Regions from separate parts of the Mus musculus genome. Here region 2 is linked to region 1. The links are chromatin loops, found by intact Hi-C in ENCODE. Cell type or tissue: heart. All regions are shown on one strand. Each heading gives the region's core, and the rest is flanking DNA. Links, peaks and the distances in the headings are about the cores only.

Region 1 (15,970 bases), core at 8,383-10,882:
CCGTATTAGCCATAGCGTACCCTGCAGCTGTAGCCACAGCAGCACTGGCTGAAATCGCTATGATCACGGCAGCAGTAATGCCAAAATCTCTTTTTTGTCTAAACAGGGATAAGGTGGAGGGTGTTTCCACCAGAACAGGAATCCAACGTGGGATCCGGGCCACCATGGCGCGGGTGTCCTTTGTTACATCCCAACATTGAGAAATCCAACAAGAATCATTAGAACAGCCTTCAAATGAACCATTTGAAAGGATAAACAAGAAAGAGGGGTAAACACAGACTGGGGTAGGTGGATAATTAATCTGGTTTACCAAAGTTTTATTGAACCCAGTGATTTCTACACTGGTATTAGTATATCCATAAGAGTCCAGGGAGGCAGCATGCATTCCCCAATACTGAGCAGTTCTTGAGATGCCAGTAAAAGAAGCCTTTCCAACTGCTCCTCCCTAGATAAAGATCAAAGGATTGAGTTCTGTACAACTGCCATTGACTCCACAAAGCATCCACTTGTGAAAGGGATGCATTCTAATGTCCTGTATGAAAAGTCCCTTTTTCATAACAAATTCCTTCTCTAGGTCAACCATCATGTTGGGAGAAAAGGAAAAGGTTTTACTCTGATCTGCCCAACGAGTGATGGAGGATTGACAATCAGACCAGGGCAGGATCAGCCCTTCATCTTCCAAACTACAATGGAGGGCTATTCTTGGTTGGTGGGGACATTCTTTGTTTGAAAAGTTAGGTGGTAGAAATGTACCATTAACCCAAATTGCCTCCTGCCAGAAGGTCCGATTCGTAATGGTTATATCTGTGTTGGAAGTATCTTGGGTTGTGCTCCCCAAGCCTCCTCGGTGCTTATTAAACATTCCCAAGGCTCAGAGGTTGATACATTTTCCTGGTCCATTACTTTGAAAACATAAAGAACCCTGTTCTAGTAAAGAGCGATTTTCTCCTAATGGTGCTTGGGTGGGATCATAGGGTAGATATGGCAAATCCACTGTTTTATTAGTAGTAAAGAATTTTGGAAAAACTATAGCATCATGGTGAAATGACATTGGTTTAGGGAAAGTTGAGAGAATGGCCCATCTCTTTTCGCCCATTATACTAGGAACCTGAGACAAGTTCAGCATTGTCAGGATCAGGAACAGTCCTCAGGAGGTCAGCATCTTCCACACCACCCTTGATGAATATCTTGCGGGTGAGTCGTTCCAGCAGCCAAAATGGGTTGTCTTCACTCTGTGGAAAAACACAGACAGCTTCCCTGGATCTTATTAATATAGGATCCGGGCCTTTCCACAGACCAGTTAAAACATCCTTCCATTTGACCATTTCTTTTGGTCTATCAGGGTCTGTGCTATGTCGCTCAGCTGCAGAACGCCCTTGCTCGTTGAGATTCAAAAAATTAAGTGTGAAGAGTGCCATGGAGACAACTACTCTTGGCACTGAGGGCAGAGTCTCAACTCCCCCTTTTTGTTTTATAAAATAAGACTTGAGTGTTTGGTGGGCACGTTCCACAATGCCTTGTCCTTGAGGATTATAAGGAAGGCCAGTCAGGTGAGTGACATCCATTTGATGACAAAATTGTTGAAATTTAGCAGAAGTATACGCTGGCCCATTGTCCGTTTTTAGGATTGTGGGCTTGCCCCAAGCACTCCAGGCTTCTAGGCAGTGCTGTATAACATGAGAGGCTTTTTCACCTGTTAAAGGTGTGGCAAACATTACACCAGAGTAGGTGTCAATAGAAACATGTAAATACTGATTTCTCCCCAAAGAGGAAATATGTGTGACATCCATTTGCCAGACTTGTAATGGCCTGACACCTCGGGGGGTTACCCCTATATGAGGAGTAGGTAAAAATTGACAACAGTTTTGACACTGGGTGACAATATCACGGGCTTCTTTTCAGGTTAAAGTAAAACGGCAGCATAAAGTTTCAGCCGTCACATGAAAGCGTTTATGAAATTCCCTTGCAGCTTCTGTCTGCGAGGACAGAGCAGCAGCCACGATTCTAGTGGCTTTATCTGCTAAGTCATTTCCATGAGACATAGGGCCAGGAAGGCCAGAATGAGCTCTGACATGAGTAATATAGACACGATGTCTTCTGTGTAACAAGGCTGACTGAATTTGTTGAAAAATGTGAGCAAGCTTACTAGATGATTTAATTAAGCCAGCAGCTTCAAGTGTATTCACTGCATTGACTACATATAAGGAATCAGATATAATATTAAGCGGTCCTGGGAAAGTGTTAAGGACCTCTAGTACCACTAAATACTCTATAATCTGGGGTAATGTCTCATTATATTGCTTGGATGTTACTTGGTCATTTATTACATATGCACCTATGCCAGATTTGGATCTGTCTGTATATACTACCACCCCATCTGCAAGTGGGTGTTTGGCTGTAATTACTGGAAACACTACGGCTTGAGTTAAGGCAAACTGCAAAATTGGATGTTTAGAAAAATGATTATCAATTTTTCCTGAATAGGAGGTAACTAAGACTGCCCAATCATCAGTCGTTGCTGCCAGGGTTCAAACTTGAGCAGAGGTATAAGGCGCAATGAGTATATGAGGTTCTTCTCCAAAATGAGTGATGGCAGCTTTTATTCCCCTAAGTGCAAGTTGAGCGACTGCATTAGGGTACCATTCAATGATTTTTGCAGGGGAAGCATTAGGGTGGACCCACAATAAGGGTCCATTTTGCCACAAGACTGCTGTTGGCAACTGTGCGGTTTTTAATATGCACAATTTAAATGACTTCGACTTATCAATGCGTAATAATTGGGCATCTTGTAAGGCCTTTTCTATAGTTTGTAAAGCTTGACAGGCAGCTGGGGTAAGTGCTCTATGGGAGGAGATGTGAGTATCTCCTTCTAAGATATCAAATAAAGGCTTTAACTCTGCTGATGGAATTTTCAAAAATGGTCTCAGCCAATTAATATCTCCCAACAATTTTTGAAAATCATTTAAGGTATGTAATTGATCTTTGTGAATTTCTAATTTTTGAGGAACAATTTTGTCAGGATAAATGCGTGACCCAAGGAAGGTTCCCATTTGAGCAACTTGCACCTTCTCAGTGGCTACCTGCAATCCCCATTGCCCTAATGTCTGTATTAATATAGGGTATGCATCTTGCAATAACTGGATCTTTATGACAAATGAGAATGTCATCCATATAAAGAGCTAGAAGCAAGGATGGAAAATAATTTCTAACTGATTTAAGTGCCAATTGCACGTACAGTTGGCACATGGTAGGACTATTTGCCATTCTCTGAGGTAGAACCTTACATTGGTACCGTTGATCAGGTTCCAAATGGTATGGCTGGGATGGTAAATGCGAATCTTTGCCTATCTTGAGGGCACAGAGGTATAGAGAAAAAACAGTCTTTAATATCTATGATTATAATCTCCCATTTTTTTGGTAAGGCAGAAAGCAATGGTAGCCCTTGCTGAACTGGCCCAAACAAGCGCATTTGTGCATTAATTGCTCTGAGGTCATGTAATAAGCGCCATCTGCCAGATTTTTTCTTAATTATGAAAATAGGTGTATTCCAGGGTGCAGTAGGGGGTTCTAAATGACCTAAGCGTAGCTGTTCAGAAATCAAATTTGTGGCTGCTTCTAATTTTTCAGAGGAAAGAGGCCATTGGGAACCCATACAGCTTCCTCTGTAAGCCATGGTATGGACATGGAACCCTCAACAGCCACTTCTAGAAAAAACTCAAACCTTGTCTCCCAGTATTACCTTCTTGAGGGATAGGTTTAAGCCTACCCTGCTCTCCTTTCCCTAATCCTTTTCCTTCTGTATAGCCCATTTTTCTCATCATTTGAACAGCTTGTGGTGAGTATTCATTAGTCAAGGTCATTCCCATTGCCTGTAAAATATCTCTCCCCCAGAGATTAACTGGGAGTGGTAAGACATAAGGAGTGAATTGTCCCGTTTGACCTTCAGGCGCTTGCCATCTCAAAGAACGGGAGCTAATAGTGGGGCAGGACTGGTAGCCTAACCCTTGTAAAGAGTGTGATGACTGAGTGACGGGCCAGGGTTTGGCCACCAGTGGGAAGAAACAATACTTTTGCCTGCTCCTATATCTAAAATTCCCTTAAATTGTTTCCATTCTATAACTAACTCCAAGGATGGCCTGGAATCTAAAGACATTATTAAGTAAGCAGAATCATTTCCAGTAGAACAAATCCCTCTGGGAGCTCCAGGAATACCAGAGGATGGAAAACAGCCATGTAGGCTTGGCAAAATTATTAGTTGAGCTATTCTGTCCCCTTGTGATATAGAAAAGACACCTTGAGGGCAGGACAGAGAACCTATAGTTCCCCTTTATAATCCTGATCTACAACTCCAGGGTGAACAATAAGGCCTTGTAAGGTGAGGGAAGCCCGGCCCAAAATTAGGCCAACACTTTCAGATGGCAGAGGCCCCTTATAATCAGTAGGAATTGGCTGCACTCCCAGCTGAGGCATCAGCATGAATCGGGTGGAGGCATGGAGGTCCAATCCAGCCGAGCCTTCTGTTGCCCTGCGGACCGTGGTGTCCACTTGTTGCCCATCGGAGTCCCATATGTTTTGGGGCCCTGGGACTTGGGGGCCTGAAACTCATTTTTCTACCACTTGAGGGGGCCCTGGCTGCAAGAGCCTGCCTTGTATATCTCTAATTGAGTGACAATCTTTGGCCCAATGGTATCCTTTTCCACACTTAGTACACAACCCTGGCGCTGTCCTTTTTATGTGGGCTCTGCAGTCCTTTTTTAAATGCCCTGGTTTGCCACAATTAAAGCAAAGTTTGAGCTCCACTGAGTCTGAGCGCCTCTGCCCCTGCAGAATGGCGGCTGACAATCCAGCATTAGTAAGCGGCCCGGCAAACCTTTAACCAGTCCTGTAACCCCTTACTCTTTCTAGGTGTGATTGCTGATCTACATTCCTGTGTAGCTTGTTCATAAACCAACTGTTCAATTAAAGGCATAGCTGCCTCTGGGTCTCCAAATATCCTCCCTGCTGCCTCCGTGATTCTGGCCACAAAATCTGAGAATGACTCCTGTGCGCCCTGGGTAATTCTTGTCAAATGTCCATTCGCATCCCCCTTCCTAGAGAGTGCTTTCCATGCCTTAACAGTGGCACCTGAGATCTGAGCGTACGCTCCCCAATGATAATATGTCTGGTTAGCAGCGTGCTGTCCCTGACCTGTAAGTAATTCAAAAGTCCGCGTTCTTTGGTCCCCTTCCATGGTGGTATTAGCCCTTGCCTGCGTCTGGCAGAAATCCTGCCATAATGCTTTCCACTCAAGATACATCCCCATATTTGGAACCACAGCTTTCACCACTGTTGTCCAATCTCCAGGAGTCATTGCCAAAGCCGCAAGCCTTTCGACTTGTCCTATAGTGAAATTGGCACTGACTCCATAGTTACGGACAGACTCAGCAAGCTCCTTAATCTGTATATACTCCACCGGAGTGTGAACTCACCCTCCCTCGGCTCCTTCAAAAACTGGAAATGCCTTTTGCATTTTCCTCTGTTCCTCTTTTGGAATGAATGAGTCTGAATGATACCTCTCCACATAAGACAGAGGTGCACTAGGACCCTGAAGCCGACAGTCCGGAGGCTGAGCAGCAAGCTGGCTTTCGACAGCCGCTTTTTGCCTTTTTCTGGACTGATTAGCTCGCATTTTATCTGGCTGGTACCTTTCTCCCTCATAACGAGCTGCTTCCTCCTCCAAGTCCGTTTCCTCAGAGGGGCTAAGTCCCTCATCTGATTCTGAGCTACTAAGAGCTAGGTCCTTAAACTCATCTAGTGGCGGGTATAGGTTCCTTCTCCTAGGGACCTCCACTGATTGATCTTTCTTCTTCTCTTTTTCCTTCTCCTTCCTTCCAAACTCACCCTGGGTATTCTTTCCTGACATTATCTTTTCCTTGGGCTCAAGGTCCGTGGAAAGGCCTGTATGCTTAATTGGTGCACCATGTGTCCATTTTGTTCCTAATCTCTCTCCCCGCTCTACCTCTGATAGACTGTCTTGAATTTCATCCAGAATTCTCTGCCCTGCCTTAACCACTTGTTGACATTCCTTGTCCTTTAAGCACGATCTTATCAGCTTCCACAACGACATGGTTCCTGCTTTAAGTTTGCCATTCTCCAGTTCCCTAACTAAATCTCCCTTGAGTTTCTCCCAAGAGGGGATAGTTAAGGACCCTGAGCATGCAAACCACGGTGCTATGCAATCTACCTCTTTTACAAAGCCTTCTAGTGTCTTGGTGGCGACTTTCAAGCCACGCTGCTTCAGGACCGACCGTAAGGCGGTCACCACAGAGTGGGAGATCCCCATACTGGTCACTGTCCAGGCGTGACCGCGACTGAGAACCAGTCAGCAATACTGGTCACTGTCCAGGCCTGACCGCGACTGAGAACCAGTCAACAATACTGGTTGCTGTCCAGGCCTGACCGCGACTGAGAACCAGTCAGCAATACCACCAGTGGAAGCAAAATGAAACCGAAAGGAAAGGAATAATCTAATCGCCGTGAAAACAATGAAAAGGGCGTCTAACTCTGGAGAAATTTCAAGACTGTACGTACCTTGCAGAGCTGTAAAGTGTCCCGTAGTTCTGAACCCGCCCCGTGAAACGGGGGTCTCCTATCAGCGCCTAGTGATGATAAATTCCCGGGTTTCTCAGCGCCACTTCTTGCCTGAGCTAGTATCTCGCCGGCAAGAATTCACTCGGACAACCGGATCCTTCTACGGCAAAGCTTTTATTGCTTCAACATAAGGAAGACCCCAAACCTGGAAAATGGTGCTGCTTAGATAGCCCGCAGCGTGACGTTTCAGCACCTGATGTGGCGTGACAGCACAGCACCTGATTAGTTGCTCACCCATCACCCCATTACTACGCCCCGATATGGGCAGTGACTGGGTGTGGATTTACTCTTGCACTTGCGCATAAGACTTGTTTACTAGTTAGGCGCAGTGGAAGCCAGCGCCATCTTATAATGGCGATTGCTCACGGCACGGCTCTCCACATCTATAAAGGCATTTTCAGAGAGATTTAGCTGAAGAAGGAAGACCTACAATGAGTGTCGGCAGCAGCATCCCATTGGCTGGAATTTCAGTTGAAGAAATAAGAAGATACAAGTGGGGCACCCTCATCCATCCCTCTCAGCTTCCTGACTGAGGACTCAGTGTCACCAATCACCTCCCTCCATTGCTGCCATGCTTTCCCTGTCACGATGGACTCTGTCCCTCTTGACTGTGAGCCAAAATACACTCCTCATTTCTTAAGGTATTTTGGTCCAATCCTTTATCACAGCAAGAAGAAAGAAAACTAATTCAATCTGGAATCCAAGAGGAATGAATGATCCCTAATACACCTCACAATCAACTTCGTGGTTTCTGGGCTGCCAGTTTTAGCCTAATTGGCTCTTAGTGGGAACTTGGAATAGATCATTTGGCATTGCCCAGGGGAAGGGCTTAGAAAGACACATATTAGTGCTGCGTGCAATGTCTTCCTCTGGAGTAACCTTACACTGCAAAACAAGATCAAACACCACTCACCTCTTCACAAATCTAAATATGGTCATGGCTTCTCTGGGGACTAGTTGACTGGAGTGGAGAAGTTTCTAATCATAAATGACTCACGGGCCTCACAGGCTATGTCTAGTTCACCCTACTCACATACTCAGTACATCATTTCTGTTTTATAGGAAATTCTTATGTATGGATTACTTTTCACACAGACTAGTTTTATTTCCTCAGACTAAACACCAGGGCCTTCAGAATGGAGATTAAGTATCACTAATGCAATGTTCCAAATAATGAAGTTTCAAGTCAGATTAAATGACTGGAATTGGCTCTCTAATGCTTAGAACTCGCAGGGAGCTAGGAAACAAGAGAGGCAAGGTAACAGTAAGGACATGCACCCAGGCTTCCAGCTTTGGTACAGAATGAGTCGCAACACTCGTCTGACTGCCTGGCAAGCCTTAGGCAAAGATGTACAAGCTTAAGCTAATAGAACCTTTAACTTCGCTGCCTCAATTTACTCCATTTCAATTTACTGAAACAAATATGATCCAAGTCGAGAAGCACCACAACCAGGACTTCCAGCTCTGACCAAGACACAAAAACCTTCCTCTGAACTCAAGTTGACCTTTTTCTTGAGCCAAAAACACTGAGTGGAAACAAACATTAAAAAACAAAACAAAACAAAACAAAAAACAAACAACCCTGCAGCTTTATGGCTGGAAAGAATCTAAGCTAATCTCACCAATCCTTTTGCTTTACAGATTAGGGAACTGAGGTAAAGACTTCTTATTAGATGAAGTGCCCAGAGTTTTAGTCTAGTAAAGACAGAATCAGTGCTACTTGCCAGGTCTCTGGATTCAAGACTAAAGACTTGAATTAGATCCACAAACTTACACCCCAGCAATACTGCCATGCCAAGGACTCTCCACAATGCCAAACAACACATTTAACAAAATACTGCGTTTCAAATGAAACGGTTTCCTCAGGTCAGAAGAGAATCCCTTTGCCTGTCCCCATCAGTTCTGAAGCACTAGCCGGCTAACACCTATGAATATTTCTTCAGCATGCTCTAGAACACCATCATTTCATCCGGTCCTTCTCTTAATCTGATGAAGTGGGTACCATAGCTACCCACACTTTACTGAAAAGGAATCTCTGATGTCAAAATATAATTGGCCCTTGTTCTTACAGCAAGAGGTCTATGGTAAAAAAAAATACAGATATAGGCCACCTACCTTCCTGACCCAGCACTTAGTCATTATTATGCTGACAAAAGACTAACAAGAATATAATCCAAATTTAACCACAATGAGTAAGACTGAGCTCTGATCTCAATTTACTTTGTCCTCTGGGCTACTCAACATCTAAAATTCCAGTTCTCTAACCTATATCTGTCACCATAGGAGAAGATTCTACAGTCTCCTCCACTAGCTATCCTCTAAAGCCACCAAGCCAAGATTCTGCTGAGGCTGGGAAATCCTAGCATGTTGAAACCTCGGTCACCATGTGCTTCTCTGTGGCACCTGCTTGGGATCCAGGGCACATCAAGTCTCTAGAATGAAATTAGCATTTGCTCTCCTCCCACGCTCTGTTCTGCTAAATTATGCAAATGAGGGCTTTAGGACGTGTGAACAATCCTAAATGTTCTCTTAGGAAAGGGGAGGGAGGAACACAAACCACAAATCAGGCCTGTGTAGGCCTCAGGATTAAACATACAAAGGAAATGGTATATGTGTATTCCTTGGTTTAAAGCATGTTGGTTTATTTTTGTCTGTTATGGGTAGGATTATAAAAATGCTGTGTGTGTCTAATGGTACTAGGAGCCCCTTTTGTATCCAGTAATATAACAGCCCTTCTGAGGATCTCTGGTTCTGCCTTATGTCTCAGAAAAAGCAAGACCCCCTGTGGCCAGGAAATTAGTCTATATTTTCCAATAATCTCCCGTGTGTATTAACATGTTTGTATATTAACACATACCTGTGTGTTAAAATGCATGTGTTAATATACATCAACTCTCTATGATCCGAGATCTGTTAGTCTCTAATTAAAAGATGATGTTTCTACTGCTGAGATCAACTTCTTTCGAGAACAGGGGAAGAAAGGCTCTAGAAGGAGGGATACAAAAGGGGACCCAGGGAGTGCTTTGGTAATGATTCTGTGTTGTCTGTGATGTTCTCCAGTGTAGGCTGAAGAACTTGGGATAAGCAGAAGCAGATAGAGTGATAGAGCAAGAGGAAAAATGGGTGTGCAGTCTAAGTGGCATGGTTCTTCCCATAACCAGCCCCATAGAGCCTCATGCCAGCCCTGTGAGGAAGGTCCTTTAAGGGCTGCCTGGAATGATCTTGCAGGATGTGCCAGCTGAGGGAGCCAACAAGAGAGTCAAATCAAACCCACATTCAGTTTGCCAAGCTACAGTCGCACAGGCCAAAAGTATTGAGTTTCCAGCTCATACAAAAGTGTTATGTGAGCTGAAGTCTGCATATCATTGTCTCATTTACTGACAGAAAACTAAGACTGTAGATAGTGAGCCATTGGCCCAGGGTCACTGCAGTGCATTTTTTAGCAACAAATGAAAATCTATCTGCTCCCCATTTTGTTCCTTCTGCAAGATCGTCTTCATGTTTGATGAAATGGGAGAAAAAGACCATCAAGGAAACTCAAATCCAATGCATTGAACATCACCGGAAGTGCCTAGTGAAGTGTCTCTGAAATAAACAGAAAGTTCTGGAACAACACTAATTACAAGAAAGCACAATGACAGGCAGACACATACATTCCCCTTTATAGTCATAGAGTAACATTAATCAGCCATGTAACAGTGAAAGATCTTGTCTTCAGCAAAGACTGGAAAAAGAGCTTGTGACTGACAGCCCTAACAGTCAGGTGAAGAACTGAAAATCAAGCAGCACACAGTGGAGTCAAATGAGTTGTTTATGTTAAAGAGGAACGGGGAAACTCCACAGAGACACCCTGGGACTTGAACTTGGCCTTTAGAGTTTTAAATATATGTATATGTATGTGTGTGTGTATATATATATCTGTAGCATTTCTTTAAGAAGTTGTAAAACCCAGAGAAGTAAAACTTGAGCGTAGGCTCTGAGAGCCATCACTGTGCTGAGCAGTACCCTGAGCCATGAGCTGGGGAGAGATGACTGTGCCTCACCTTGGTCTGTGCTGGGCTTTCCAGCTGAAAAGACCCAGGCCACTACACCCCCTCCCTGGCCTGCTACCACCCCCAGCCAAATCTCTCTGCTGCTGAAGGTGTCATGTACATGACAAACAGAAAGGAAAATAGCTAGTAAAAATGCAGTAAGACTTAACAGATTGGGCTTTCCAGGCACTGGGGCACTCTGTCTTTTGTTGTTTGTGTGTTCTGTTGTTCGTTTGTGATCAGGGTATTTCTGTGTAGCCCTGAGCGTCCTGCAACTCATCCTGTAGACCAGGAAGGCCTCAGAGATCCACCTGCCTCTGCCTTCAGGGTGCTAGGATTAAAGGTGTGCTCACTATGCTGGCTTCAGCAGTACACCAAATTGGTCTGGGAGCAAGTGGGTGGAAAATGCCAGCTCTTCCTCTGAAGTGACTTAGACATAGCAGTGGTGCTGTGGTAAGGAGCTGGGGCCAGTTCTCTGCTGGGTACATTTGAGAAAGTGATTTCTGGTGGAGTTACTGTCTGGGTGATAATAACCAGATGGCACACCCAAAGTCAACAATGGGGCTCACGGGGACTGTAGCAAGCCTTGGGATGACCTCTCTTATCCTGCTCTATGTGAAAGGGAGAATGAGAATCGAGCATGCTACAATGCATACTCATTCTGTCCTTCTGGAACCATGTTCAGGAGGGATTTGCTCACCCTGCTTAAAAGACAGTAAATGGAGGCCCAGGCCACTCCTACTCCACTGAGATCACAAGAACCCTAAGGAACAAAGCCAGAAGTTTAACCCAACTTTTAAAGTTGATGTTCATTCCATTTAATGAGACAGCTTAGTGAGTTGATAAAGAACACAGAGACAGGGATCTGGCTGCTAGGATTTGAGGCCTGGTCTTGTTGGCTAGGAGACTCTGAGAAGCTTTTTAAACAAATCCTTACCTTCAATTCTTTAAATGTCATGTACAATAAAATAGTTAGGATCGTGTGTGTTGCTCAAGAGACCCACATAGTTGTGCCTGACATATAGAAAGTGTTATATAAGAACAATGTTAGAACCTCTGGTGGAATCACCATGCCTGAACTACAGAGCAATTGTGATAAAAACTACATGGTACTGGTATAGCGACAGACAAGTAGACCAATGGAATAGAATTGAAGACCCAGAAATAAACCCACACACCTATGGTCACTGGATCTTTGACAAGGGAGCTAAAACCATCCAGTGGAAAAAAGACAGCATTTTCAACAAATGGTGCTGGCACAACTGGCTGTTATCATGTAGAAGAATGTGAATTGATCCATTCCTATCTCCTTGTACTAAGGTCAAATCTAAGTGGATCAAGGAACTCCAATAAAACCAGAGACAGTGAAACTTATAGAGGAGAAAGTGGGGAAAAGCCTCGAAGATATGGGCACAGGGGAAAAATTCCTGAATAGAACAACAATGGCTTGTGCTGTAAGATCAAGAATCGACAAATGAGACCTCATAAAATTGCAAAGTTTCTATAAGGCAAAAGACACCATCAATAAGCCAAAAAGGCCACCAACAAATTGGGAAAGGATCTTTACCTATCCTAAATCAGATAGGGGACTAATATGCAATATATATAAAGAACTCAAGAAGGTGGACTCCAGAAAATCAAATAACCCCATTAAAAATGGGGCTCAGAGCTAAACAAAGAATTCTCACCTGAGGAATACTGAATGGCAGAGAAGCACCTCCCAAGTGCTGAGATTAAAGGTGTGTGCCACCACGCCTGGCTAAAAGAAGATTTAAAAAAAAAAATCTGAAAACTGAGAAAGAAGGGAATAGGAAGGTTTGGGGCTGGAGAGATGATCAGTCAGTGATGTACTGGCCATGCAAGCATGAGAACCACAGTTGGAGCCTCATCACCCAAAATGTCCTGGATGGTTTTTATTGTCAACTTGATGCAATTTAGAGTCATCTGGAAAGAATAATTTTGTTGAATAATTGTCTCAATCAAACTGACCTGTAGGGGTGTTTATGAGGTGTTTTCTCAATTGCTAATAGTTATAGCACATATATATGCACAGCCCACCATGGGTGGTATCAAACCCTAGGCAGGCGATGCTAGGCTGTATAAGAAAGGTACCTGAGCATAAGACTAAGCAGTGCTTTTCCATGGTTCCTGCTTCAGGTCTATGACCTGGATGTAGAAGCCAAAATAAAAACTTTTCTGTCCTAAATTCCTTTTGGTCAGGTTTTTGTCACAGCAACAGAAAGGAAACTGGAATAGTATTTTTAAAAAATGAACAAACAAACAAACAAAACCAGGATGTGGTAGCATGCACCATTAATCCCAACACTGGGAAGGCAGAGGCAGGAAGATCACCAGGGCTGATTGACTCATCAGGCTAACTGAGTCAGAGATATTGAGGAAAACACTCAACATCACCTCTGGCCTCCACACATTCAAGTACACACATGCGCATACACACTGAACATGTACACACACATACACACTAAGAAAGAAAGAGGTAAAAGGAACCTCACTAGAAAACTCATTCACATCTTTAAGCCATGTCTAGAGTCCTGAACTTTACCTATATGGATGTCACTACAGGAAGCAAGCCAGTTTCCTTGAAATGACTGGAAGCTTCTCTATGGATGATAGGCAAGTAGTCAGACACACAGACGGGCAGACAAGATGGTGAAATCTAGGTAAAAAGACTTCTAAAAAATGTTCTGATCATGAGTAGAGATTCTCCTACCTACAAAAAGGCCACTGAAGTTGGACACTTATGCCTCCATTGTTCTGCTCTTCCCCAGAGTTCAACTAATGAGGCATCATCACCTTGAAGCTCACATTCAATGTCCGCAAAGCTTGAGTACCTATCATAGAATGGGCATCCCAATCACAAGGCTGCCAATTTCATACTCAGCATCCCTGGGCTCCTCCCCCAGGAAGAGGAACCCTCGATAGCCATGGAGAACAGTAGTCATGGTCATAGAGTCACATGCAGCTACTGAGAGACAGTTGACAGTTAACAATGACAGTGATGACAGGAAGTTACTCTTACTGTTGGGGATCCATCCTGGGGCATTGGAAAGAAATAGAAATGAGAGGTCAGAGGTCAGGATTGGGGCTCTGCAGCATCACTATACGCCCATGTGACTTATACAAGTCAATTAGCCACCCTAAGTATCACCTACAAAATGAGGATAAAACTCTTATTTCCCACTGTTGTTTAAAATTTACCTGATCTTAACTCACTGGTTTCTGGGAAAGAGCCTTATAAACTCTTAGACTTGCCTTAAGGTCAAGTTTTCCCAGTAGGCCCCTGAACCACACCCAAGCCCTTGCTGAAAAGATGACTCAAGAAGGGGGTGTTGGCACCAGGGAGGCCAGCCATGTGATTAACTTTGAACTACTGTTATCATTTTGAACTTATGACCTCTAGAATAAAATTCAGCTATGCAGCCAATGAGTCAATGAGCTGTGCTGATCTAGTGAAACCTTAGTAAAAATCTGTACTGGCTGGGTTTGTGTGCCAAGTTGACACAAGCTGGAGTTATCACAGAGGAAGGAGCCTCCCTTGAGGAAATGCCTCCATGAGATCCAGCTGTAAGGCATTTTCTCAATTAGTGATAAAGGGTGGAAGGGTCCATTGTGGGTGGTGCCATCCCTGGGCTGTTAGTCCTGGGTTCTATAAGAAAGCAAGCTGAGCAAGCCAGGGGAAGCAAGCCAGTAACCACATTCCCCCATGGCCTATGCATCAGCTCCTGCCTCCAGGATCCTGCCCTGCATGAGTTCCTGTCCTGTTCCTGTCCTGAATTCCAATGTGGAAGTGTAAGCTGAATAAACCCTTTCCTCCCCAACTTGCTTCTTGGTCATGATGTTTGTGCAGGAATACAAACCTTAAGACATCACTTTCTAGATGCTTTCATCTCTAAGTCCTATAGATGGATTAATTCCCCAGATTGGTAATTCTATTAGTACCCAGGCAGTGTACATGAAATGAAAGGGTTCATAACACCCTGTAGGCAAAATCGGACTGGTGAGCAACTTAGAGTGATCCAATGTATAATCTAATGTGTGCATTGTGTGTGAGCCTTCTAGGTCTTGTTGAAAAGATTGCAATCACTGCTCGGCTCCCTCATTTTAGAGATGCAAAGACCTAGAGTGATGTACCTAATCTCAGGGAAACAGTGTGGGTCAGTGTGAGGGGCAGCACACTACAAAGCTCTAACTCTAACTCAGCCCTTCCCATGGATGCTTTCTCTCACTTCAAGCAACAATTTTGAATTCAAGTGAATAAGGGGTTAAAGGCCTGCCTTTCGGGCTGAACGGAATGTGCCGACTTCTCCTGAAACAACAATACATAGGACAACAGCACAAGATGATAAAGGAGAGGGTGGGGCTGGAGTGCATTGTTCTTGGAGAGAGAACCCGTGGAAAGCCGGCTCACCAGAACTCAGCCCACCATACTGGCCCCACTGCCGCCAGCCAGCAGCAGAGTTGAATGATGTCTGCAAAGAGATCCAATGTCTGCTCAGTGTCAGCTAAAAATAGCAACAGGACTGTCACACACACACACACACACACACAAACACACACACACACACTGAGCCACAGCCCCCTGAAACAGCTAGATTGTGTGACAGGTGAAGTCAAACACTGCATTCCTCTGTGGCCAAGGAGAAGCTGAGCCTGTACAGTTAGCTAAATATCCACATCACCCAAACTTTCTCTCTCTCCCTCCCCCTCCCCCTCTCCCTCTCCTCTCCTCTCCTCTCTCCCTGTTTGTCCCTGGCTGGCTGTTTATCTGCTTCTGTGCCTCTCTCTGTCTCTCTGTCTCTCTCTCTCTGTCTCTCTGTCTGTGTGTGTGTGTGTGTGTGTGTGTGTTTCCCCCCCTCTCTCCCTCCTTCCCTCTTTTCCTCACTCCTCCTTTCCCTTCCCCTCTCTGTCTTCCTCTCCCTCCTCCTCTCCCCCTCCATCTCTGCTGTGCTGAACCTCAAACCCAAGCCAGGCAGCTCTTTGCTATGAACTAAAACCCCAGCCCTTCCTTCCATTACCTCTAGGCTGCACCTCTACTGCACTTTCCCCTACATTTTCTTGGTTTTTCAACAACACCTAAATTCATTAATCCTGTAGCACTGGAAACTCTGGAAGACCCTTTGACTTGAAGAGGACACCTAGGGAGCAAGGAGCCAGGAGTTTACCTTCCTTCCTCCTTCACCAACACAAGAGACTCCTCAGGCAAAAAGGCAAACCCACTCTGGTCGCAGTGAGATATTGACCTGGTAATGGCTGGGTTTTATTATCTATTAGCATCACATGACTCTTAA
Region 2 (15,970 bases), core at 6,344-8,843, 130 kb after region 1:
TCTCTCTCTCTCTCTCTCTCTGTCTCTCTCTCTCTGTGTCTCTCTCTCTGTCTCTGTCTCTGTCTCTCTCTCTCTCTCTCTGTCTTTCTCTGTCTCTCCTCCCTCAACTCCCCTTCCCATGCCCTAAATAAACTCTATTCTATACTATACCTGTTGTGGGCCTGCAGAGGCATTCCCTTCCCCCACACCATACGCAGCTCTACCAAACATGTCCCTGGCTTCCCTTTCTTTATAAAACACAAAATGTAATATAGTTCCTCAGGTTGTGACCTCAACCATAAAATTATTTTCATTGCTACTTCATAATAGTACTTTTCCTTCTGTTATGAATTATAGTGTAGATATCTGTTTTCCTATGGTCTTAGGCAACCTCTAGTGAAAGAGTCCATTGATTGAGATCCAGTCAAGGACTCCCCTGACCCCCAAGAACTTTGCTGGGTTGCCTGCTGGGTGCCTTCACCTGGCAATGCCTGCCTGACTGCTTCTGCTGGGCTGAGCTGGACAAGGACACAGCTTTGTCTCAGGTCATTCAACTTTAAACCCGTTAGTGACTGATTCTCATTTGCTGTTACCTGAAGTTCAGCTCCTGCATCTTGGTCTTTTCAACGCTTCCAGAGCCAGTCTGCCATTTGCCTCACCTCCCACGTGACCTTGGGAAAGGTCTCCAATCACTTTGTCTTGTTTCTTCTTCTAGAAAATGAGAAAAACTGGGCAGGACTCTTGTGGTCTCACCACAGCAGCACACACCAACTCACCATCCACGATCCTAGAGTTTTTGTATCTTCCCAACAATTCCAGGGTTGGATGGACTGTCTCATAAGCCACACAAGACATAGGCTACAGCAGCCCGAACAACCTCTATCAACCAAAAGATACAGGGGTTAATCTAGAGAAGATTTGACTCTCAGAGCCTTAGTCACTGTTCTAATTGTGTGAAGAGACACCAAGACCACAACAACTCTTATAAAGGAAAGCATTTTTTAAAAAAGATTTATTTACGAGTGTTCTGTCTGCATGCCTGCATGCCAGAGAAGGCATCAGATCTCATTATGGACGGCTGTGAGCCACCATGTGGTTTACTGGGAACTGAGTTCATTTAATTAGGGCCTTGCTTACAGTTTCAGAGGCTTAGTCCATTATCATCCCATCAGGGAGCATGGTGGCAGGCGAGGCAGGCATGGTGATGGAGAGTAGCTGAGAGCTGCATCCCGACCTGCAGGCTTTGAGAGGAAGGAAGACTTGGCCCCGCATGAGTGACATCCTTCATCCAACAAGGCCACACCTCCTTATCCTTCTATTCCTGTCTATGAGTTCCACTCCCTGGTGGCTAAGCATTCAAATATATGAGCCAAGGGGGCCATTCTTATTCAAACCATCACAGCCAGCAAATAGGATACGGAAGAATCTGAGCAGATAAATCCCCTCTTCTCTCCAGGTCCATGGATTTCTGCAAGGCACCATCTTTCCAACCCAGGACCACCAAGGAGGAGACCACACAAGTAGCTGATAGACGTGCCCACTGTGCCACCCCTGGATTTGTCATATGAAGCAGACAGAAATGCAACACCTTCCCCTGTCTCCTGTTCTCCCTCCCTCTCTCCCGTTTTTATCACCCTCGGTATCTTCCCAGTTAAAATGTGAGTATTAAGTTCTTGTTTTAGGCTATTTTCTAGGTAACTTGGAGGTGAAGGGAGAAGACATTTGACTGGAACAAACAAGAGTAGACCTACACCACTGCCAAGTCTCCTATCCCCATTCAGCTGGTTACCAAGTAACGGATAACCTGGTTACTAAGTAACGGATAACCTGGTTACCAAGTAACAAGCATTGAGAGGCCTTTCCTACTTTGCTCTCCCTGGAGCTGAGGAGATAATGGCTGTGCTGACAACTCATGACTTAGCTTAGAACCTTATTTAGACTCTCAGCAGGCTATTTCACTGACCAGTGAGCCGATAATGAGAAAGAAACTCAGACAGTCTATCTGATAGCAGAGCTCAGCTCTGAGCCAGAGTGTGTGTACTTTCTTCCCTGCAGCCCTGCTTTCTGTTGTCCCTGCTTGAGCCAAGACCTAAACACATCACACCCAGCTGATAGCCACAGATAGATGAGTTAGCTCTGGTTCCTGCGCTCAAGTGACTCAATCCAGAGTCTAGGAGGACCACCTAAGCGCAATGGCTACAGAAGAGAGGAGAGCCTGGGGAGGGTGGCCTTCCCGATCTAGTGTCCCCTCTGAGATGGAGATGCCATGAACATCTGAATGAAGGGGAAGTACTCTGAGGAGAGAATGCTGGACCCAGAGAGAGCTCAGGAGAGAGTCGGCTCCGGGTTCCTACAATACAGGGCACACTGAGGCTATGACGCTGTGGCTGGGAACACTAAAGAAGGCATCGTAGATGAATGAGTTGATCAGAAAGTTCCTTAGTCTCAGCTAAAAGACTCGGGATTAGCCATGCCTCCTACTTCATGGACATGCCGGATAGTAAGCGTCAGACGTGAACATGTCCCGTAGCCATGTCCCGTGGTGGATACTAAGATGCAGAGCTGAGCACATGCCTCTGTTGTTCTGCAGAAAAGCTACCATCGAAAGCCATGGGTATGCCTAACACATGGGTGTGCCTAACACATGGGTGTGCCTAACACATGGGTATGCCTAACACATGGGTATGCCTAACACATGGGTATGCCTAACACATGGGTATGCCTAACACATGGGTATGCCTAACACATGGGTATGCCTAACACATGGGTATGCCTAACACATGGGTATGCCTAACACTCCCAAGAGGAAGAGCCAGGCCTCTACAGGCTCAGATTTGGTGTCTAGCTAACTGTGGAGGCTCTACTAGTGCCCTGCTAGCACATCTTCTCTCATATCCCCAACCCTATCCCATGGATCCACCATCTATCTATGGCCCCACACTGCTGGGCACTCAAGTGTCCTTTACCCAAACCCCGAGTGAGAACGGTGGGCATGATTGTTCTATAGAAGTAGGGAGAGCTTTTTGTGACCCATTCTCCAGGTTGGGAACCTAACAGTCCCTTTCACTTCTACCAAGTCCCTTGTATGGATCAAACCGTCTCAAAATCAAAGCAGTGGGTCAAAATTAGGCGTGGATGGGCTGAAAACTAAAAGAGCTCATTTACCCACCTAACTTCCCACTATGTGGAATGGTGGTAGCTGTCATAACACTGACCAAAGCTGGCAAAGTGACAAAGGGTTCCATGCTCTTTGTCATTTTAATCTCATTTCACATGCACCAGCTGCTGTCAGGGAGAGCCAAGATCCTCAGGGGCCCTGTTGCCAGCTCCTTCAAAGCTACATCTATTCCCAGACTGCCGCATGACCTCAGTGGGTGAAGTGGTTCCTTGATGTGGTAAAGTGCCCCAGACAGACAGACAGAGACAGGAGGCAGGAGAGGTGGCCATGAAGCACTGTGACAGGAGCTCCCAGAGATAAAAGAGAAAGGATGAGATAAGACTCCCCCGTTCAAAGGGGAAGTCTGCCTCTTTGGGTGTCATTCCCAGCTTGGAGTGTTCCCAGTTTGGTGAGTAGGTCAGTATGTACATAACAGAATAAACGCATACCTGCACACACATGGAACATTCATACATACATGATATTTTAATAATAGATAATATTATATTGAAAATTTGTCTAGGGTATAATTTTTTTCTTATCTCATTAGTTCTCTTCTTTCCAGGTAAGATTTTCTGCCCACCTCTGAGTTTCATGTGGTGGGTTTCCTCACTACAGAATAAAGGATGTGTTGTGAAAACCGGTTAAGAAGGGTGTGGAGGCTATCTCTTTCAGAGCGACCATGTAGCTCTGTGATCTCCACATTTGTCTGAGATCTTAGACAAGCAAACTTCTCCTTCCTGGAGCGTCTCTTTCAGCTTTCTCTGAGGCTCAAGGTATACCTTGTCATACGGACGGACGGACAGACGGACAGTCTACCAGTGATGCTTGCTGCACCGCCCTCGCTGAGTTCACTTGCCTTTCTCCCTCTTCCTTCCTCTGGCAACTGCCAACTGTTGTTTTTCTTTTAATTTTTTTTAATAAAATTGTCCTCAAGCTTCAAAAAAAATTGAAAGACTTGTGCAGATTTGTCACACAGCAGCTAGAAATTGTTCTTTTTTTTGGTAAACAACACAATCTCAGGGTTCACAGTGTGATCAAATATCCCACAACACCCAGATGCAGAACTCTCCTTTCCCTTCCACAGATAAAATGGATAAACTAAACAAAAGGAGACATAGAAGAAAAAACCAAAAAGCAAAAGAAGTTGTGCTGAAGTACTCATCCAAAAGAGAAAAGAGAGTTTACCAAGACAGAAGATGGAGAGAGCAGGAGACGGGGAAGAAGGAGTAGGAGGCTAGAGAGAGAGAATGCCAGGCAGGGATGGCTGAGGGGTAAACACAGTTGCTTCAGAGCCTAGTGACCTGAGTCTGGCACACACCTAGATCACACACTATGGAACATGCACTAAGGCATGTGCGTGTATGTGTCTGTGTATGCAAACACACACAAAGTAAATAAATAAATGTAATTTTTTTTTTACAATTAGAGGAAAGGAATGACAGATTGACAAGATAAGGAGAAGATAGCAAATCTTGTATAGAGCATCCTTCCCTGACGGAGAAAGAGTGTGACCCAGTGGCTACATCAAAGCCACCTCCGCACAAGGACTTTTGCCATCATGCCACCTGTCCAGCAGCTAACGGTCTTATCTGCTTGAACTACTGCAACAAAATACCAAAGCCTGATCACTCTATAAAGAACGGAATTTATCTTCTTGAAGCTCAGGAGCCTAAGAAGCCCAAGTTCCAGGAAACAGCACCCGCTCTAATGAGAGCTGTCTTGCAGCATCCCGACAGAGCCGAAGGTGGAAAAAAGAGTGTCTTTGTTAGGTTTTGCTGCTATTAACAGACACCATGACCAAGGCAACTCTTCTAAGGATAGCATTTAATCGGGACTGGCTTACAGGTTCAAAGGTTCAGTCCATTATCATCAAGTCAGGAACATGGCAGCATCCAGACAGATATGATGCAGGAGGAGCTGAGAGTTGAACTTCATCTGAAGGCCACTAGAAGACTGGCTTCCATGCAGCTAGGACAAGGGTCTTAAGCCCATGCCCACATTGACACATCTATTCCAACAAGGTCACACCTCCAAATAGTGCTACTCCCTGGGCCAAGCATATACAAACCATCACAGAGAGCAAGTTAGCAATCCAACCCTGAGAACCTGGCTGTACTAATTAGGGGACATTACACAAGCTAATCTTTCTGACAGGCTCCACACTCTAATCTCCACACACTGCTAATACCTGAATTTTGGAGTACCAATCCACTTTGTATTTAAAAGAATTTCCAATGTTGTGAGTCTTGGTGGGAGAGCAAAGCCTCCTCCTACATGCCAAGGACACCCGCCTTGCCTGTAATCCCAGGGAGGCTGAGATAGGAAGAGCGATGCAAATTTAAGGCTAGCCTGGGCTACAGTGGGAAACCTTGTCTCAAAGAAATTAAAAAGATAGTTGACTTCTATCCCATAATTATAAATAATCACAGTGCCTTATGTCCACTTTACTAGGACCTGTGGGAGCCAACATGGCTGTCACCAAACACCAATTCTCAGTGATTTTTTCCCCATTGTTGTGACAAGAACAACTCATAAAGGATAGGTTCGGGTTCAGCTTGGCCACAGCTCAAGGGCTCAATGTGTCTCCTAGGTGACTCTAAACCAGACAAATGGACAGTGGAGCTATAATGTAATTATAATCTCAAAAAATGTTTAAATAGGTAAATGCAAAAAGGTAAATAATTTTAAATAAATATATTTATATGTATAAATATATTTGTTTTATAAATAAATATATATATATACAAATAAAATAAATATAAATTTAAAATAAAATATACCATGGGAAGTGATTTTAAGTGTCTTACATAAGCATCCTTATAAACCTTTGCAGTACTTAACTCATTTAACACCCACAGGTAGTAGGTATCAGCTGTCAGTTTCTAGGTTGGGTAATTATTAGAACTCAGAGAAAGGCTGGCATAGTGACACACACCTTTAATCCTGGCTCTCAAGAGGCAGAGGCAAGTGGATCTCCGCGAGTTCAATGACAGCCTAGTCTACACAATGAGTTCCAGGCCAGCCAGAGCTGCAAAGTGAGACCTTGTCTCGAAAAACCGAAAACAAAAGAGTTCAAAGCGGTTAGTAAACAAGCATGCCTATAGTCTGACGCTAGAAGGAAACCGGACCCAAACTTTGCCCAGGCACTCAGACTCCACAGCCCAGCATCGCACACCAAATCACCCTGATGCAAACACTGCCTGGAAACAAGGAACACCGCTATTCACTCGGTAACTGGAGCTGTGAAGAAATGCAGCTGAGACTGGAAAGGAGGCAATCAAGCGGCAGGCTGGTGTTTTTGTAGGAAGTGCAGAGGGGCCTGCGAGAATGGAGCTCCTCTGAGCTGGCAGGGAAGACTGGAGAACAGTGAGATCAAAGACTCCAGCCCAAGATGCCACTTAAAGCTCAGGGCTCGGGCTTCGCTGTCTCCTGAAATCTCTGCTCACATCCCTTACTCTCTCTACTCTGTAAGGCGAGCCATGAGCCACGGTGTATTATCACCTCCTGCCTGCTTTCCAGTCTCCTGTGAGTCCCAGAAGCCTGCTCCGAGCACAGCCCTCATTCTCCATGTCTTCCCTGGGAGTGGGGGGCGCCCAGGGGTCTGCCAGGCCCACACAGGCAATGTCTTTGCACTGAGTCTGGACGCTAGAAAAACGAGTCCTCCCTTTTGTTCTCCTGTATCTCCTTATCCTCACAGCTTTTCCTGTGAAAGGTTCTAATCTATATTTAGACAGTTGGTTTTTTCCCCCCAGAACCATGACATTTAACTTCATCCTCCTTGTTTCTAGATGATTTTCAAATTTCTGTCCAGCCATCAGTGACTGGATTCCCTCTGAGATTTGTCTCAGCTGCTGGATTATTACACCCCCAAAGTCCCCACACTCCCGGCCAAGGCATAGATTAGAAACTGAGCGTGGGAAAGCCAAGCCTAAGGACCGAATGAGTAGTCTGTCTCAGCTAGACCATCCCTTAAGCTAAAAGGAAAACCTGGTTACATCTGACTACAGTAGCATCCAGCTGCTATATGTCCCTCATTCTGGTAGGGACGTGGCAGTGACACACATTCCCAAATCCCAAGCGCAGACGGTTCCAATATGCTCTTCCATGGCTTCCTTGAGCTCACAAATCAATTACATTGTTTTAAAGGGTAGAAAATGGTGTTGGTTTCTTATATTCCCCTGGGCAGTGATCCTGCTATTTAAAAATACTCTTAATCTCTCCCAGAAGAGGGCGCTTGAACGTTATCTTTGCCAAAAGCCCACTTATCTTCTGCTTGCTTTGTGGAACCTCCGTCATCCAGTTAAACTCTAAAGGCATATCTACACATTTCCCCAGCAGGGCATACCACGCCTTCTCACCGGGTTTGAGGGAAGCCAGATGCTGTGGGCTCCGCTCTCCAGACGCCGCGGGTTCCACTCTCCGTTCTGGCGCAAAGGGGGTGTGTGTTAGATCCTTTTTAGTTTGGCTGGAGAATACTTAAATAATAGGAGAGTGATATCAGAAGAGAGGTAGGGGAAGTTAGTTCTCTAATCTTGAGTCTGCTTCGCTATGCAGGATGAATATCTGAATCCAAACGAGATTCCCGAAGCCTTTGTCCGTTATACCTGCGATTTCAGAGGTCTGTCCTCACGTGTGCCCATCTCTCTAGCGCATTCCCTTAGGTCTGGAGTCCAGTGTCCTTTCCTTTCCTCTCAAAGCACTTATAGCAGGAGCACACACTGCGTTCTGTGTGGGTCACGGTGCAGCTTCAAGGCAAAGTCCCTACAGCTGCCACCAGCTCACCAGCCCCCTCCCCTGATCTGTCTTCAAGAAACTTGGGAGAGGCCAGTGACTCAGTCAGCCACCAATTGGACCACCTATGACCTCTATTTCCTTTTCTCTGGCTATAAATACAACTTCCCCTGTGATTGAAGTGGAGGCCAAAAGATGCACAAGACAGTGGGGGGGACCGGGGGGGGGGGGGAGGCTGCATAGGTTCATGTCTGGGACTCCACTAGATATGCCTGGCCTGACAGTAAGCTACTGCAGAGGGACAGGAAAGCCGTGGTTTTCACAGCCACTCCTAAGATTCTCAGAGAGCAGAATGGTGCCTTTGGAACAATGGTAAAGCAGTGGGCACTCCTGGGCAAAGGGGGAGCATTCATTTAGCACTTGTCACAGGTTAAATTGGGGTCATCATTCTGAAATGTTACTGCAAAGCAACTGCCAAGCCAATAACAAATGTTACAACTCTCCTGTTGTTTGATTTTTAATATTTTATTTATTCATTATAAATTCCATATACACATACAGTATATTTTCGTCAAACCCACATCACACTACCTCCTTCCAATTCTTCCAGGAACCCCAGACCCTTCTATTTCCAACTTCATATTGTTGTGTTATCCTCATTGTTGTTGTCATCAGCATCAGCATCACCATCATCACCACCACCACAATCATCACCATCATCAGCATCATCGTCAGCATCAAGACTGGAGAGATAGCTCAGCAGTTAAGAACACTGGCTGCTCTTGCAGAAGTCTCAAGTTCAGTTCCCAGCACCTACAAGCCTCCTGTTACTCCAGTTCCAGGGATCCAATACTCATTTCTGACCTCCACTGGCACCAGGCACTCATGAAATACACAAACATATATGCAGGCAAACATATACACACATATGTAATAAATTTAACAATAATAATTCCTGAGTCTATGTACTGAGCACATAGTATGGATGTAGAGCCATCTACTATGGTATGAGCCATCTACTATGGTAGCCTACCAGTCACCCATCATTTCCCAAAAGGAAAGTGAGACCTCCCCCCTTCACATCCACCCGCAACTATCAATTCTCACTCCATAACCCAGACTGGCCTCACACTCCTGTTTTAGTCTCCTGGATGCTGAGATTACAGGCATGAGCTGCCAGACTCAGGTTATAAATTCACAAGCTTTAACCTTGTCATCCCACCCTAAGGAACTTACCCTGAAGAAATAAAGAGAAGGGGAATACATACATATGTGCACACACACATATCTACATAAATAAATACATACATGTGTGTATGTATACATATATGTATATGCATGTACATATATATGGTGAGACATTCTTTGTAGCATAAATGTTAGCTCTACAAAGTCCCAGATTTTGTTGAAAACTTAAATAAATCCAAAAGATTTATTTGACATTTAATAAGTTTTGATACTATTATGAGAAAAATAGTAACAAATTTAATGCTGACATTTTTTTAACAAAATTTTACTATGTAGCATAGGCTGGCTTTGAATTCAAGTTCTTCCAGCCACAGCCTCTCAAGGCTAAGGCTCAATGTGCCCAGCTGCTGACTCTGTAGATCTTAACGACTCTATTTGAGACTCAAAATTTGACGAGTCTGAACCAATATTTTTTAGAGCTTCATCACATCATACGGAAAGTTATCTTTCCAGCCAGAGAAAAGGAAGAGAGGATCAGAGATGGTCCAATTGGCAACAGCTCCCACCCGATTATTTTAATGTTATTTGAACATCTGGCCACACGTGACTAGCTGAGACCCAGATACTTGTTACCAAACTGGGTCTCATACCAAGTTGAATTTGAGTTTACTATATACAGAAAAAAGAAAAAAAAAAAGAAACTTTAAACCAAACTCAAAAAATACACAGTGGCTGCTTTAGGCCAAAGAATTCACCTTATAGTAAATGGACAAGGTGAGCCATTTTGCAGAAGTTAGAATTATAATAGAAATGCTTTGAAAGGTGGGGACTGTCCTACAGTTTAAAGGTTATATCTTAAAGTAGCATACAAATTGGATACAATTAAAGTCTATAAATGTAAGGAAGATAATATGGTAAGATGGAACTCATTCTGGATGTAAGAGAACTGAAAGCAATTTTTTTTCTTTTCTTTTCTTTAACTAGGTATTTTCTTCATTTACATTTCAAATGCTATCCCAAAAGTCCCCCATACCCTCCCCCTGCCACTCCCCTACCCACCCACTCCCACTTCTTGGCCCTGGCATTCCCCTGTACTGAGGCATTTAAAGTTTGCAAGACCAAGGGGTCTCTCTTCCCAGTGATGGCCAACTAGGCCATCTTCTGCTACATATGCAGCTAGAGACACGAGCTCCAGGGGTACTGGTTAGTTCATATTGTTGTTCCACCTATAGGGTTGCAGACCCCTTTAGCTCCGTGGGTACTTTCTCTAGCTCCTCCATTGGGGGACCCGTGTTCCATCCAATAGCTGACTGTGAGCATCCACTTCTGTGTTTGCCAGGCACCGGCATAGCCTCACAAGAGACAGCTATATCAGGGTCCCTGAAAGCAAATTTTTAAGTGTATTAAATTCCTTTTAATTCTGTGGTATTTCCTTTTCCACTTCAAAAGGAACATTTTTTTTTACAGGAAGACAAGTTATCCTATTTGTGAAGGTAAAAGAGGAAAGTCCTTTGGGATACATTTTTTCAGTGAATTGTTTCTTTGTTGATACACAGTCTTACCAGGCGGGCAGGCCTGGAACTTTCTGGGTTTATGAACATGGCCTCCAGCTTGTGATGCTCCTCCTGCTCTGTCTCCTGAGTGCTGCACACTGTGCCTAGTCTGGGTGCCTGAGGACACAGTCGTCTTCTGTCCCGGTCCTGGCTAGCTCCGGAGAGGAGAGTGCAATGGCTTTCCTCAAGGATCTCAGTGACATAAAACATCCTCACAGTTGTCTTGATATAAGACAGGAGCTCAGATTCACTGCTGTCTGGTGAGACAACCACATACAGTGTCAGACAGTGGCCCAGGGTCGCAACCCCTCATCTCACGACAACCTTGGAATATGAGTATCATTGAACAAACAAGAAGGCGAAAACTCAGCCAACTTCAAAACCGTGCCAGTTTGCCCACTCAACATGGCAGGGCTGGCTTCAAATTTGGTCTCTTCATCTCCCAAGATGATGGTGACATTCCTCTCCCACACTGGATTACCATGAGGTCAAGCAGGAGGGAAAATCTGATATGGAAGAAGAGCTTAACGATTACAATTGGCCACTTGGGGCTGGCTGCTTAGAGCTCATGACTAAAGCCTACAGCCAGGACTTGTCCTCAAAACTACTCTTTGGCCACTTTAATGATGTCCTTGGAATTTGAAGAGCATTTGTTCCTTAATTAGAATTTAATCAGGAATAAATCCACTTTTCTACAGATACACTGAGTTTGATATACAGAAGGGAGAAGCAAAACTTTAGGAGACAGGAGGCAGTGGGGGCACGAGTCGGCCAATTAACCACCTAGGAAACCATTAAGTCAGGCTTTCACCTTGACTTATCTTGCCAAGGCTTTGTCTTTCTTGACAAGTGTACACCCAGCGCCTAATTGGATTAAATTGCAACAATGTAAGCCATCCAAGAAACTCGCAGCCTTCCTAACCAGAAAGCCTTCCTGCTGCTCCCGGGCAGTGTGTCTTTCTTGACTTCTTGAAGTCTCTCACGCCACCCCACCCTCACCCTAAGCATCATGGAAGAAGCAGCGGGCGCTTCCTGCGATGTCTGCACCAGAGAGAGGAGTCTGAGATAGATTTGCATGGGCTGGGGGCTGTGCTGACCCAGAACGAGAAGCTAAATTCTCTCATCCCAACAGCCTGGATGCGGAGAAGGTAAGGGAGACGGGAGGACTCAGAACACAGATACTGTCACCCCACTTCACAAGGACACCCCGAAAGCTGTCCACACAGAGCCATACAGAGGGAAAAACGGGGCTCCAGCACTTTCCTGCCCTTAGGAGAGGGAGAATGGGAGAGAGAAGAAGCATCTGCCAGCAGCTGCCCTGCTTCCTGTCCATGGCAAAAGGCCTTTTGTGTTGGTTCCTTGGAGCCTCTGAATCCTGTGACTAAGCCAGCCATCAAGCAAGCTGAAGCACTGGTCTTCAGCAAGAACACTTCTGTGAGGTGACAGCTTTAACCGGCATGGCCTGGCTTCTTAAAAGACTTTGACACCAGGGTTTTGGTTTGTGTTTGTTTTTTAATCTTGCTGGAATAGCAGCTTATACAGGGAGGAAGCAGGGATGGTGGGGGCGGGGCGAGGGGGGGAGGTAAGGATGATATGGGATGGGAATGAATAGGGTGGAGCTCCCAACTTCTAAGGACTTGGTGGTCTGTGCCGCTTTGTCTCTGGACGCCGACCCCAGATTTCCAGAGCCTTAGCAGACTTGTACTTCCTGTGTCCCAATCCTTTCTTCTCCCTCTGGGAGGCAGCCGTGCAACAGGGCTATTATGTATGGCGTTTGCATCCGTTCAACCCACCACCTCCCCAAGGAGCAGAGGGGCCCCAGAACCTCTCATCCTGGATTAGAATACTGCTCCACCCCCTCGTCCTGACACCTGCCTGGGATTCACTTAGTCTCGGCAAGAACTCCCAAATTCCAAATTCCAAAGCCGAGTCTTCATGTTCTTCCCTGCCAAGAAGGCAGAGAGGGGCTCTGAAAGCCACACCCTGGGCTTCTGGCATGTCTTTCCTATACTGAATTGTCAGCAGTAAAGCACCTGGTCCATTACTGAATTAACAGTCTCCCCAAAGATGCTTCATACAGAAGTGGTGGTTTGCTTTGGGGATCTGTTTATTGGTTTTTTGGTTTTTTTTTTGTTTGTTTGTTTGTTTGTTTTGTTTTTAACCTAACCTAAACCAGAACACAGTTCTCATCCAGGCTGTACCAGTTAACTCCACAACCTTAAAGCTGCGAGCCTTATATGGATGGTGATTTCTCTAAAAAGGAAAATTATGCTGCATCACTTTTCTTTCTATCTTTTTTTTTTTTTTTTTTTTTTTTTTTTTTTTTAAGTTCTGCAGCAGGAGGCCTTTACGCAATGCGGGATGTTGGCGAGCCGGGCTTTTGCTGCCCCCTCGTGGCGGCGAGTGTGTATCGGTTTAGAGGCTGCAACTGCGGTAGCTTAGCGGGCAATGCGGTGGGCATAGATGATTTTGTGCAGAGTTCTGAGGAACATGGTTGGCTCTGGTTCAAGGGTGAGAATTACACATTTACAGCTGGGTCTAATGCCTTCCCAGCTACCCATCACCAGGGCAGGCCAGGTTCAGCAGATCTTAGAGGATCCTACCTAGATCACGTAAACCTAGTACCCGCTTCCTCACAGGGCGCCCTCCCTGACCACTACGTCGGGGAGGAAGAGGCACGGAACAGATAGTGTGCTTTTTCTCAGGCCCTACAGTCTCCCGCGGAAAGCAAACGGCTCCAAAACCTAAGCTGTAGAGGGAGAGAAAGAGGTCTCCACTCGAGCCCTGACATGCACACCGCGAAGACTCCGTGCCCGACTTTTCCCCGTCGAGGGCCTGGAGAGAACCCCCTCAACCACCTAAAAGCAAACACGAATAAGAAATTGGTGATGGTGATGACGATGACGATGACGATGATGATGATTTCGCTGAAAATTAGTCCGAGGATTACTGGCTGTCCTCTGTGACACAGAGCCCCAGCTTAGGGACATTCGCACAAGACCTCCCCCAGACTTTTAATAACCAAGCTATGAACTTCCATTCCTCAGAAGGATAGGGGGCAGGACGTTGGATCAATTTGGTTTACCACGAACCGGGAGTTAATGAATAAACCGATTCCCTTTTTTGAGAAAGTAATTTTTGGCCCGGACTGCTCTTGGAACTTCCCTGTGGCCTGTGCTTCTGTTAATGTGTAAGAAGATACTGAGTTGGGCTTCTCATATTCGCTGTGGTATATGCTGTTACAGTTTAATAAAGTACCATGTGGTAGAATTTCATTCAAAAATTTTTTCCACAGATTTATCCCAGGGAATCTAAGAGTCAAGTCCTGGAGAAAGTCTTGTTTAGGTTGACCACACACAGAGAGGGGATGTGAGGTGTCCACTTAAATGGCACCCAAAAATATCAAAGCTTAGTGTCTGGAGGAGATAGATGTGGATGGTGGGATGGCTCAGTGGGTAAATGCAAGTCTGATGATCTGAGTTCAATTCCCAGAACCCTCCTAAAAATGGGAGGAAGGAACTGACTTCACAGATTTGTAGATGGTGGTAGATGTTCTACTGAGTACAACCACAGAAGAAACATGTCTGCAAGCAACACTCAGCCCTGGACCAGCACAGAGAAAAGGGAGGACCCACGTTGACTGGAACCCTGGAAATTGTGTCACAGGAGAGACTCTGAGGACGCTGAATGCCCTGGCTTCATTTCTGGTGCTGTGACAAAAGCAGACTGACAGAGAGCAGTTCAGCTGGGAAAGGGTTTCTTTCTGTTCAAACTCCCAGTCACATCACAGTCACAACCAACAACTGAGAAAAAGAAATGTGTGCATGATCCCTCGCTAGGCGCAGCATGATTTAGCCACTCTTCGGTCAAGGTTGGCTTGGGTATGTGTATTTGGCAGGAGAGTATGTTCCCTGGAGAACAAAGGCTCCCGGAGGCCACTGTACCCCGGGTAGCTGGAGTTGCAGGCAGGTGTGAGCCAACCTGGTATGGATGCTGGGATCTAAACTCCACTCCTTTGTTGTTAACCACTGGGCAATCTTCCCAGCCCCAAGAGCTCCACTCGGAAACAGTTTAGGGCTCCTGCCTAAGACATGGTGCCGCCCACAGTGAGCTGAGAGTTCCACATCAATTAAGTTACATAAGACAGGTCCCTCACAGATACACCACTGGCCAAGCCATGGTAAATAACCTCCCGTTGACATACTCTTCCCAGTTGATTATAGGTTGTCGAAATGGCAGAGCTAACTACGACACCCAGCAAAGAAGAATGAAGACTCGTGGGAAACTGAAGACATGTGCTCACCATGTAGAAGGTTATCGTGCAATAATTGCTTTGGCTTTGCTTGAGACAGGGTAACCCAAGCTAACTTTGAACTCACTAGGTAGCCAAAGGTAACCTTGAACTTCTGATCCTCCTCCCTCCACAAACATGTGCCCCTACTGAAGGGTTTCTGTAATGGCTGGAGAGAGAAGCCAGGGTGCGCTAGGCAAGCACCCTACCAACTGAGCTATGTCCCCAGCCCTGGATAGGAATAACTCTGAAGCAATTAGAAGAAAAACTCAAGATAAAACAAACTTACCTAATTTTATTTAGCTAAGGAAGGCTTCGTGAGAGCGGCTGTACTGACTATCAGAAGTCTAGAGCGCTCTGCTGCCACAGTCTTGGCAGCTGGCCTCGACAGGCAGGGCACAGACACAAGACAGAAAAAAACACATTTGACTGATTAAAGTGGAAAAAGCCAACTTAGAAGTGGGGGGGGGCTTTTTTTAGCCTTTTTATTTATTGGTGTGTGTGTATGTACGTGTATATAATGTGTTATTTGTGACGTGTGTATGATATGTGGGGGGGTGATGTGTGTCTGTGTGATGTGTGTGTAATGTGTGTGATGAGTGTGATATGTGTAGGGGTGATGTGTGTGTGTGGTATGCTATATGTGGTATGTGTATAATTTGTTTGTGTGATTGTGTGTGTGTGTGTGTGTGTGTGTGTGTGTGTGATGTACCACAGTGAGTATGAGAATCAGAGGGCTAATCTGTGAAGTCAGTTCCTTCCTCCCATTTTTGGGAGGGCTCTGGGAATTGAGCTCTTCAGACTTGCATTTACCCACTGAGCCATCCCACCATCCACAAGCGACTTAAAGTCTTACTTATTCCTATTCACAGGAGGCTTCAGTTTGCTTCTGTAGGAACTGAGAAGCCTGGAGTCAGCCAACCTACTGAACCCCAGGTTTCACTTTTGCGCGGGTATGTATTACCATAGTCAACTAGTAGTATTCCCAAAGGGAATGATAGCCAGGTATGATGCCACTGACCATTTAAGATTACATTAAAGGTAACTCAAGCCTGCCCTTCTCGCAGA

Evidence for each region. A loop is a pair of places that touch in the nucleus more often than their neighbours do. Peaks named below come from ENCODE experiments on the same cell type or tissue, not always from the same donor. Only the 100,000 strongest peaks of a DNase experiment are listed, where the experiment ranks them.
Region 2: it touches region 1 in a loop (2.6-fold over the local background); 2 of 42 quality-filtered maps call a loop at or near these places.

Annotation. Positions count from the first base shown.
Region 1 is chr1:164,979,300-164,995,269 of GRCm38, forward strand. No RefSeq gene overlaps it. Among named protein-coding and RNA genes, the nearest start is that of 1700029M03Rik, 26 kb to the left of the region's middle. In heart, for the core only: no CTCF peak of the experiment used is centred there; a DNase peak (open chromatin) is centred at 9,862; H3K27ac peaks cover 274 bases.
Region 2 is chr1:165,107,544-165,123,513 of GRCm38, forward strand. No RefSeq gene overlaps it. Among named protein-coding and RNA genes, the nearest start is that of 4930568G15Rik, 24 kb to the left of the region's middle. In heart, for the core only: a CTCF peak has its summit at 7,373 (motif pointing right); a DNase peak (open chromatin) is centred at 7,498; H3K4me3 peaks cover 1,971 bases; H3K27ac peaks cover 2,500 bases.